Regions from separate parts of the Homo sapiens genome. Here region 2 is linked to region 1. A link is an interaction called in ENCODE POLR2A ChIA-PET data of the cell type or tissue named here. Cell type or tissue: MCF 10A. All regions are shown on one strand. Links, peaks and the distances in the headings refer to the core of each region. The heading gives the core; the rest is flanking DNA. Region 1 overlaps PDPK1 (3-phosphoinositide dependent protein kinase 1). Region 2 overlaps ERVK13-1 (endogenous retrovirus group K13 member 1).

Region 1 (4,260 bases), core at 261-4,260:
GTGGCTTTCAAGCGCTTGGCAGAATCTTGTACTTCGTGTCCACAATGGTACTGAATTTGCATCTGCACAGTCAGCAGAGATAACAAGTGTTGAACTGACCTTGCCACATGCTTAGTGAGTGATTTGTAATTAAGTTTATAGACTCAGAAGGTATATTAGGACATTTGGAATCAGTAGCAGAGCAAAGCCTCTTTGAAAAAAACCACGTAGCTGATTGGGTTTTACAAGAGTGCATTTGTCTCCCCCTTCCACCCGTGGGGCCCCACCTTCAGGTCTTAGTGGTTCACAAGAGCCCAGCAGCCAGGCTGGCTTTTTCATTGTAGGGCGTGGTTGTCCCAGCTGGTGTAGATTTCAGGCCGCCCCCCCCAACTCCCTGCCCACAGTGTTGCAGATTGCCTGGCTGGCAGCAAGTCCAGACCACCCAAATTTGGTTGGATTCTTCATTTCTCCACTGTAGTTGGGGTCCATTGATTGTGCAGGGGAACGTGCAGGAGGTTTTTCTAGGCACCGTGTTCAGTGCTGCTTCACTCTACCAGAGATTATGGCCAAATTGCACGGAATTTGGTTTCTTGCCCTCTGAAGCCTGAGGGCCCCCCCTTGCCTGGCTGGTTGACAGACCCGGGGTGGTCACTGCTGAGACTTCAGAGATCGCAGCTGCTGTGAGAATACGGTGAAGGTACTTTGTTCTGGAAGATGTTGTCATACACTTTTCCCCAGTTATTTTCAAACTTGACATGAGCCTATGTTGACTCACTGGGTGGGGGTCCCTTCTTACGCAGCACACGTGGCAAGTGCCTGAATCGGGGCTGGAGGCACTTCAGAGCCTCTGAGGGGCCACCACTTCTGGCCCAAAATTGCAGGGTTGTAGATGAGGCTGCCTGTGGAGAACTGGTGTGAGGAGGAAGCTGTTTCCAACAAAGAGCACTTTCATCTGTTGAGATGGCTGTGGTGAGCAACTGAACGAGCCTACGTGTGTACCTGAATTTTCCCCGTAACTCATTTCTTCCATATGAAGAAACACCAAACTATGTACAGAGAACTTTTTACAAAAGGCAGACCTTTTTTAAGCTGTGTAACCCACATAGCCTAACCACCTGGCAGAATGACTACGAATAGGGGTCATTGTGCTGGTAAAAGCCTCTATTACGACTGTAAGTAAGTTGGATGTTGGCAAAATTAAATTGTTACAGTATTTAGAGCTGCTGTAGCTGTTCCTTCACAACATAAAATAGGATAAATGACTAGTACGTCTTTCAGGTGGGTGGCAAGCAGAACATGCGTAATATTCTCTACCTGGTCTGTAGCTGTAACTGTGATGTACAGACAAAGCAAAAATTAAAAGAACTTATGAAAACAAATGCAATGATACTAGGATATACACTTTTGTATTTTTATTCTTATATAAGGTTATTTGCTGGCTATTGTTGGCCTCTAGTTCAGTCTGTGTTATTTAAATTCTAATATATGAATTATTTGAATTGAATTCATGTTCGGGGCCACGTTGTTGTATGTATTGATGTACAGCCTTGAATGTGAATAATTATTGTAAACTATATTTTACAACTTTTTTTCTGGCTTTATTATATAAATTTTCTATTGGGTCAGTGATTTAATCATATAATTTAATGAATCTGTTTATCCTTTTTTTTTTTCCAAATACTTGTGCTTTAGGTGTAGTTACCAGATGATGAATTTTCCTCGTATGGTCAGTAGTCTTGTAATAAAAAGCATGTAGAGTGTAGAGGTTTGCTGGCGTGGCTCTTCCTTTGACCCCGCCACGGAGTGGGGGCGCGGTTGGGGGCGGGTGTCTGCCATTGCCCGCTAGCGTTGGCGCCCCAAGCTCGGTTTCACTCCCTCCGGAAGTGGGACCAGCCGGCTGCTTTTCCCGGATGGAACTTCCGCCTGCCATGTGACCGGCGGGTGTTCTACAAGGGCTGACCAGTGGGCGGGACAGAACGCAAAGGGCGATATTAAAAGCCGGACTCTTCCGGTGAAGCGGAGGTGTGGTGGGGCTTGCTGGGATCATGGCGGGGAATCACTGCGAGCTCCTGCCGCTGGCCCGTGGCAGGCTCGGGGCGGGGTTGGGGTGGCTTCTTGTGCCTCCCTTAAAGCGCGGGGCTCAGCGTCCTGGCCCAGCGCCCCAGCAGCAGGTCCAAGTGGGTCCGGCTCTACAGCGGCGGCACCTACTTCCTCACCACTGGGCAGACGCCGCTGTGTCAGGACCCGAAATCCTTCCTGTACCTCTTGAGCCAGGCCGACCCCGACCCGGACTCGGACAAGGTGAGGACCACGTGGGCCAGTCGAAAGGGCCTGGGCCATTTCGGCCTGTGGCCGCCGCACACGCCCTGCTCCACGCCGAGGAGAGCTCAGCAGGAGAGGGCGACTCTCCTCGGGCTTCGAGCCCAACACTCCCTTGTCGCCAGCTCATCCCCAGCTTGCCCCGATCCCCTATCCTGGGAGGGGAGGGCAAGGATGGCGCCCTGGTGTCCACTGCCTTTGAGAATCCTGAGTCGCTTCACCTTGGGGGTGTCTCTTCCTCGCCCTCTTTGCTCTTTGGTGGAGGAGGCTTCCGAGACCCCGGACTTTGCTGTGATTCTACTTTCTTTTTCTCACTAGGTTCTTTTGCCCAGGGTGTGTGAACGCCTTCTCTTCTCTGTCCCAGGGTACTTGCTGGCTCTGGAGACAGAACCCTTGGCGTTTCACATTCTGGACGTTTGAATTAACGCTGACGTGGGGGTTGATATGGGCGGCCCTTTTTTTCCCTGGTGACTTGTATTTAGAGAGTTGGCGCTCCATCCTTTCCATCCACAGCACGCAGCACCCACTCAGCACCTCTTAGAAGATGCGTCCATAGTATATACTGTGATTTTTCGAAGGGGATTTTGCTCATATTAAGGGTTGCTTTAGGGATGTCCAGGAAGGGCCAGGTAAGGAATCTTTCAATCTGCTTTCTAATTGGCTTAGTTTTCCCACTGTCTTCGCAAAAGGACAGGAATTTCCAGGTTAGTTTGCAGCTTGTCTTTCATCAAGCGAAATGCTCATGCTGTTGGGTAGATGGTAATAGAAACCTTTTGCTACCTTTATTTATCAAGAGTTGTGGAGCCGAGGAACCGTGTCTTGGGAGTTGTGCAGGATTGAAACTCACAAAAAAGCCTGTTTGAAGAAGTTGTTACCTATATTTATTCAAGGCAGTTCACAAGCCTTATACTAACTTTGCGGGGTCTTTCAGTTGAGCTTACATGACTGCGCTTGGCTTTGTGCCTTGGCAGCCAACATTTGCCATGCAGGAGGCTTCCCAGAAAGGTTCGGATCCCTCTTCAAGTTTGAGAAGCCTGACTGAGACCATTCTCAGCATGGCATGACCGTGATCAGGAAATGAGAATCTGGAGTTACTGCTAAGGCAGCCTTGTGGGTGGAAATGAGGGTTTGAGATGCCAACCCTCCTGTGCCTCCCCACAACTTCCAACTGTTTCCATTGCTCATTTGACCAAGCCCTCTACTCAGAGAATTGACCTCCCAGGAAATGACAGTCATCCCCAGGATAGAAATAGGCGTTTGTTAGCTGTGATTTTCCTTTTATAAGTGTGGGTGTGTGTTTTACTGTTTGGTTTTTCTTTTTAAATAACAGGGCTTAGTGGTCACTCCCTTGCCTTTCTACTCAAGCATTCCTGTTTTGTATATGAAATTAGAGTTTAAATTGCTCTTGTCCATTGGGTTCTTTGAGGCAATGGTTGTCTATTCAGCACTGGAGCACTTGATTCCCAGTTGATGAACTATAGCACAGTTAAGGTGGTTGATCCCTTTGCTTTACTGTTCCTTAAGACTTTGTTAAAAATTATGGGCCGGGCGCGGTGGCTCATGCCTGTAATCCCAACACTTTGGGAGGCCCAGGCAGGTGGATCTCGTTCAAAACCAACCGGGCCAATATGGTGATGCCCGGTCTCTACTAAAAATACAAAAAGGTGGGCGCGGTGGCTCACGTGTGTAATCCCAGCACTTTGGGAGGCTGAGGCAGGCGGATCACGAGGTCAGGAGATCGAGACCATCCTGGCTAACACGATGAAACCCTGTCTCTACTAAAAATACAAAAAATGAGCCGCGCGCGGTGGCGGGCGCCTGTAGTCCCAGCTGCTCTGGAGGCTGAGGCAGAAGAATCGCTAGAACCCGGGAGGCGGAGCTTGCAGTGAGTCAAGATCACACCACTGCACTCTAGCTTGGATGACAGAGCAAGACTCTGTCTCAAACAAACAAAAAAATGCT
Region 2 (4,516 bases), core at 230-4,229, 53 kb after region 1:
GGAAAAAAGCCATGAAAGACAAATGCCAGCCTGCAGGAAGAACATGTGAGTTACCCATGGAAAAGCAGCCGGAAGCGCTCCGAGCATCTGAGCGTCTGAGCCCGTGCTCTGAAGGAGCTGTGTACTCCCTCAGCCTGGCGTCCAGAGTCAGGCCCAACTGGGAGAGAGAAACGCAGACGAACCTAGCGCTCGCCCTCAGGAAGGACCCCCGATGAGGTCCACATGGGGGGAAATGAACAGCCGTCAGCCTTCCTAGCTCGTAAGTTGGGAGCCTGCTCACTAACCTGCCTCCCCAGGGTCTGGCTGCTGCGGCTCTCCAGATCAAACCTTCCCAAGAACAGGGCTGAGCAAAGCCAGCGCTCCATTCTTCCAAAGACTGATCTGTCCCCATCCTTTCCCACAGGGGAAGTCCAAGCAGTGCTGTGTGCCAGCCAGCACTGGCACACGGTGGGTCTGAAGGTCAATTAGCCCCGCCCCCACCGAGGTCGGAGAGCTCTCACTCACTGAGCCCTGGGCCTGGGTGCACAGCGGGGACTCTGAGACAGGTGGGCTGCTGAGATCCTCACTGCTGGGCTCCCCAAGGACCATCAGTCACACAACCATCCTGGGGATATAGCTGCAGCTCTACAGGTGGCTGCACCCACCCACAGAGCACACGTCCCTTTTGCCGCCACAGGACACCTTAGAAGCTACAGCAAAGTCAAGGCCTAGGAAAAGCCTCATGGCACCTTGCTCAAGCAGGATACAGACCACGAAAGCAGGGCCCCGCTGTCAGGAGGGAAAAGCAGTGTAAAGTCAGAAGGGCCACTAAGGGATACTGGGCATGGTGCAGAGATTGGGCATGGTGGCTCATGCCTCTAATCCCAGCACTTTGGGAGGCCAAGTTGGGTGGATCATGTGAGGTCAGGAGTTCAACACCAGCGTGACCAACATGGTGAAACCCTGCCTCTACTAAAAATACAAAAATTAGGCTGGGTGCAGTGGCTCACGCCTGTAATCCCAGCACTTTAGGAGGCCAAGGAGGCTGGATCACGAGGTCAGGAGTTCAAGACCAGCCTGGCCAATATGGTGGAAACGCGTCTCTACTAAAAATACAAAATTAGCCAGGCATGGTGACGCATGCCTGTAATCTCAGCTACTCAGGAGGCTGAGGCAGGAGAATGGCGTGAAACTGGGAGGCGGATGTTGCAGTGAGCCAAGATCGTGCCACTGCACTCCAGGCTGGGTGACAAGTTTGAGACTCCATCTCAAAAAAAAAAAAAAAAAAGATTAGCTAGGTGTGGCGGCACAGGCCTGTAGTCCCAGCAACTCAGGAGGCTAAGGCTGGGGGATGGCTTGAGCCCAGGGGAGTTCAAGGCTGCAGTGAGCTATGATCACACCACTGCATTCCAGTTTGGGCAACAGAGTAAAACTGTCTCTATAAAGGACTTTGAGGAGGACTGGGGACCACTGAGGAAGGCTGCATGTCACCTTTGCATTAGAAAATGCCATGTTATGATAAAACTCCATCTCTACTAAAAATACAAAAATTAGCCAGGCACGGTGGTACACACTTGTAGTCCCAGCCACTTGGGAGGCTGAGGCAGGTGAATCACTTGAACCCAGGAGGTGGAGGTTTCAATGAGCCAAAATCAAAGTACTGCACTCCAGCCTGGGCAACAGCATGAGATTCCATCTCAAAAAAACAAAAAAAAAAAAAAAAAGAAAATGCAATGTTAATTCTATCTCGGATGTGATAATGATGAGGTTGTAGAGGAGACAGCTTCTGAGCTCAGAAGGCACCTGGAGAAGGATTCTGGGGTGAAATGCTATCATGTGTGTGACTTACTTTCAAATAATAAAAATAATAGAAAAAAATTTGGGGAGGTGAGAGGGTAACATATACAAGCAAATATGGAAAAGGTTAACAACTGGTAGAATCCAGGTGAAAGGCTAGGGATATTCATTGTACTATGCGTTCAACTCTTCTTTAGTTTTGAAATTTTTCAGAATAAAAATTAGTGGAGAAAGGTTCATCTTCAGTCCAGTAAGCTCCAGGAGACAGAGCCAGACCTACCTTATTCACCACTGTTTCTCCACTGCTAGCACAATGCCTGGTCCTTATCCCACTGGCCCAGGAAACCACTGCTAATGTTTCTGTGGGAACCTCCCTCCAAGCTTTTCCCTGGGCCTGAGGAAAGTTATACTGGGCATGCTGCTTTGCAGCCAGCTCTTTTCAGATAGAAATACTTTGTAACCACCTGTCAGGAGAGTACAGTCTGCCATCCCCATCCATAGGTTGACTCCACATGCATGGATTCAACCAACAGTGGATAGAAAATATTAGAAAAACAAGAAATTGCATCTGTACTGAACATGCACAGACTTTTTTTCTTGTCATTATTCCCTAAAGAATATAGTAAAGCAACTATTTACATAGCATTTACATTACATTAGGCATTATATGTAATCTGGTGATGACAGAGTACACAGGAGGGTGTGCACAGATTATATGCAAACACTATACCACTTCAGAGCAAGGGCTTCAGCACCCTCCGACTCTGGTATCTGAGAGAGGTCCTGGGACCAATTTCCCACAGATCCTGAGGGACGACACAGACTTCACCACAATGTTTCTACCTATCTCTGCCTGAGGGAAATTCAAGATATTTCCAGTTCTCCCCTATTTCAAAGCTGTGACAAATATTCTAGTAGCAAAATCTTTGCATACACTTTAATTATTTTCCGATCTTAAATTCCCAGAACGGGAACTGTTGAATCAGCCTGTGTTTGAACACGCGCTGGCAACTGACTGCTGCCCCACCTCAGCAACGACAGGCGCTTACGTTCCCACCTGTACTGAGTTCCAGCTTCCATCTACAAATGCCAGATATTGCCACTTTCACTGCAATGCACTCCAGCCTGGGCGACAGAGCAAGATTCTGTCTCAAAAACAAAAAACAAAAAACCCAGCAGATTGGTCAGAAAAGACTGTACAGCCACAGGGGTTTCCATGTAGGGAAATTTCTCTAGGCAAGGAGGAAAAGCCTGAAGAAGACAAGAACTGCTGAGAACAGGGCAGCAGGGAACATCCTGGACCCACCTGGGCCGCACAGGCTGGAAAGAGAGGCCGTGGCCGGGCATCCGAGCCTGGGCCCCTCACAGAGGAGGAACAAAGTGACAGGCCAGGAGAGGAGGGGAAGATGCAGGAGTGCTGGCATCTGGGGACCAGCCAGCAAGTCCTTGGAGCCCTCCCTCACCAGAAAAGGGGAAGCAGGAAGGACAGCGGCAATGGCCAGAGTGAGGAGAATGCAGCGTCCTGCAGCTCCATGGAGTGAGCGCCTCCTTCACGGAGCAGCCCTGGCCGCCCTGCAACTGAGGCCGCGGCACCGAGGGTCCCGCCAATGCAGCAAGGGGCGAGAGACACCACACCTAAGACTCAGGAGCAAGGTCCTGTCCCCGCTCCCAACCCCGGGGCTCCTGGAATCACCGAGGCAGAACTGAAAAGTGAGTGCGGGCCCCTTTCCCACATGTTCCACTGCAAAGGTCAACACACGCCAGGCGCATTTCAGTGAGGCTTCAAGTCTTCCCTGCAAATCTCATCAGCCTTTTCTGATGGCATTCAATGCACAGCGGTCACTTTCAGCTACAACCCCTTCCTACTGCAGTCGAATTAATTCCAAAAGGGAAAAAACAGGTTAAAGAATGGGACTTTAACGATGAATTTATTGCAAAAAATAAGCCCATAGCCAGAAGAATCCTGACTGGCATCCTGCTGAGACACACAGCCTCTCCTCAGCCCTCTCCAGCACGGGGAGAGGGCACTGTCACCAGCTCCGCAAACACGCAGGAGACGGGGACCTCCAGAACTAACGTCCTTGGTCTCCAGACGTACCTTCAAACCTCATCTTTAAATATTTTGAATCCCTGCGTGCTACAAGCTGATTTGAAACACAGATTGGGCCGGTCCCAGCACGGTGGCTGGTAGAGAGGGCATCTGATCTTGTCTGTGGAATGATGGAAGTCACTGGACTGTCCAGGAACTACATGCCCACCTTCATCAGATGGAAACCACACACTTGTTTATTCTGCAGGGGGCCGTGTGCTCAACAGTGAGCTGCTAATGTCAGGCTTGTCCATCTTTTTCATACACAGGCTCTACAGTACTGTCAGTTCCCAATTCTGTGGGTCCCTGTATAATCCAACTCTTTAAACAGAAATCAGGCTGTGTGCGGTGGCTCATGCCTGTAATCCCAGCACTTTGGGAGGCCGAGGCGGGAGGATCCCTTGAGACCAGAAGTTTGAGTAGCCTGGGCAACATAGTGAGACCTCATCTCAATAAATAAATTAAATAAATAAATAATGTAGGTGGTGCGCACCTGTAATCCCAGCTACTTGGGAGCCTGAAGCACGAGAATCACTTGAACCCATGAGGCAGAGGTTGCAGTGAGCCAAAATCATGCCACTGTACTCCAGCCTGCGTGACAGAACGAGACTGTCTCGAAAAAATAAATAAATAAACAGAAACCAGAATCGG

Evidence for each region. Peaks named below come from ENCODE experiments on the same cell type or tissue, not always from the same donor. Only the 100,000 strongest peaks of a DNase experiment are listed, where the experiment ranks them.
Region 2: POLR2A ChIA-PET joins it to region 1 with 6 read pairs; 3 of 35 experiments call an interaction of 5 or more read pairs at or near these places.

Annotation. Positions count from the first base shown.
Region 1 is chr16:2,601,448-2,605,707 of GRCh38, forward strand. PDPK1 (3-phosphoinositide dependent protein kinase 1) reads left to right here. Exons shown (of 14, transcript NM_002613.5): 14 at 1-1,741. It also overlaps the pseudogene LOC652276. Among named protein-coding and RNA genes, the nearest start is that of FLJ42627, 35 kb to the right of the region's middle. RefSeq lists an enhancer at 2,125-2,464. In MCF 10A, for the core only: no CTCF peak of the experiment used is centred there; a DNase peak (open chromatin) is centred at 1,924.
Region 2 is chr16:2,654,704-2,659,219 of GRCh38, forward strand. It overlaps ERVK13-1 (endogenous retrovirus group K13 member 1), which reads right to left. Exons shown (of 3, transcript NR_040023.1): 3 at 3,686-4,516. Among named protein-coding and RNA genes, the nearest start is that of ERVK13-1, 16 kb to the right of the region's middle. In MCF 10A, for the core only: no CTCF peak of the experiment used is centred there; no DNase peak of the experiment used is centred there.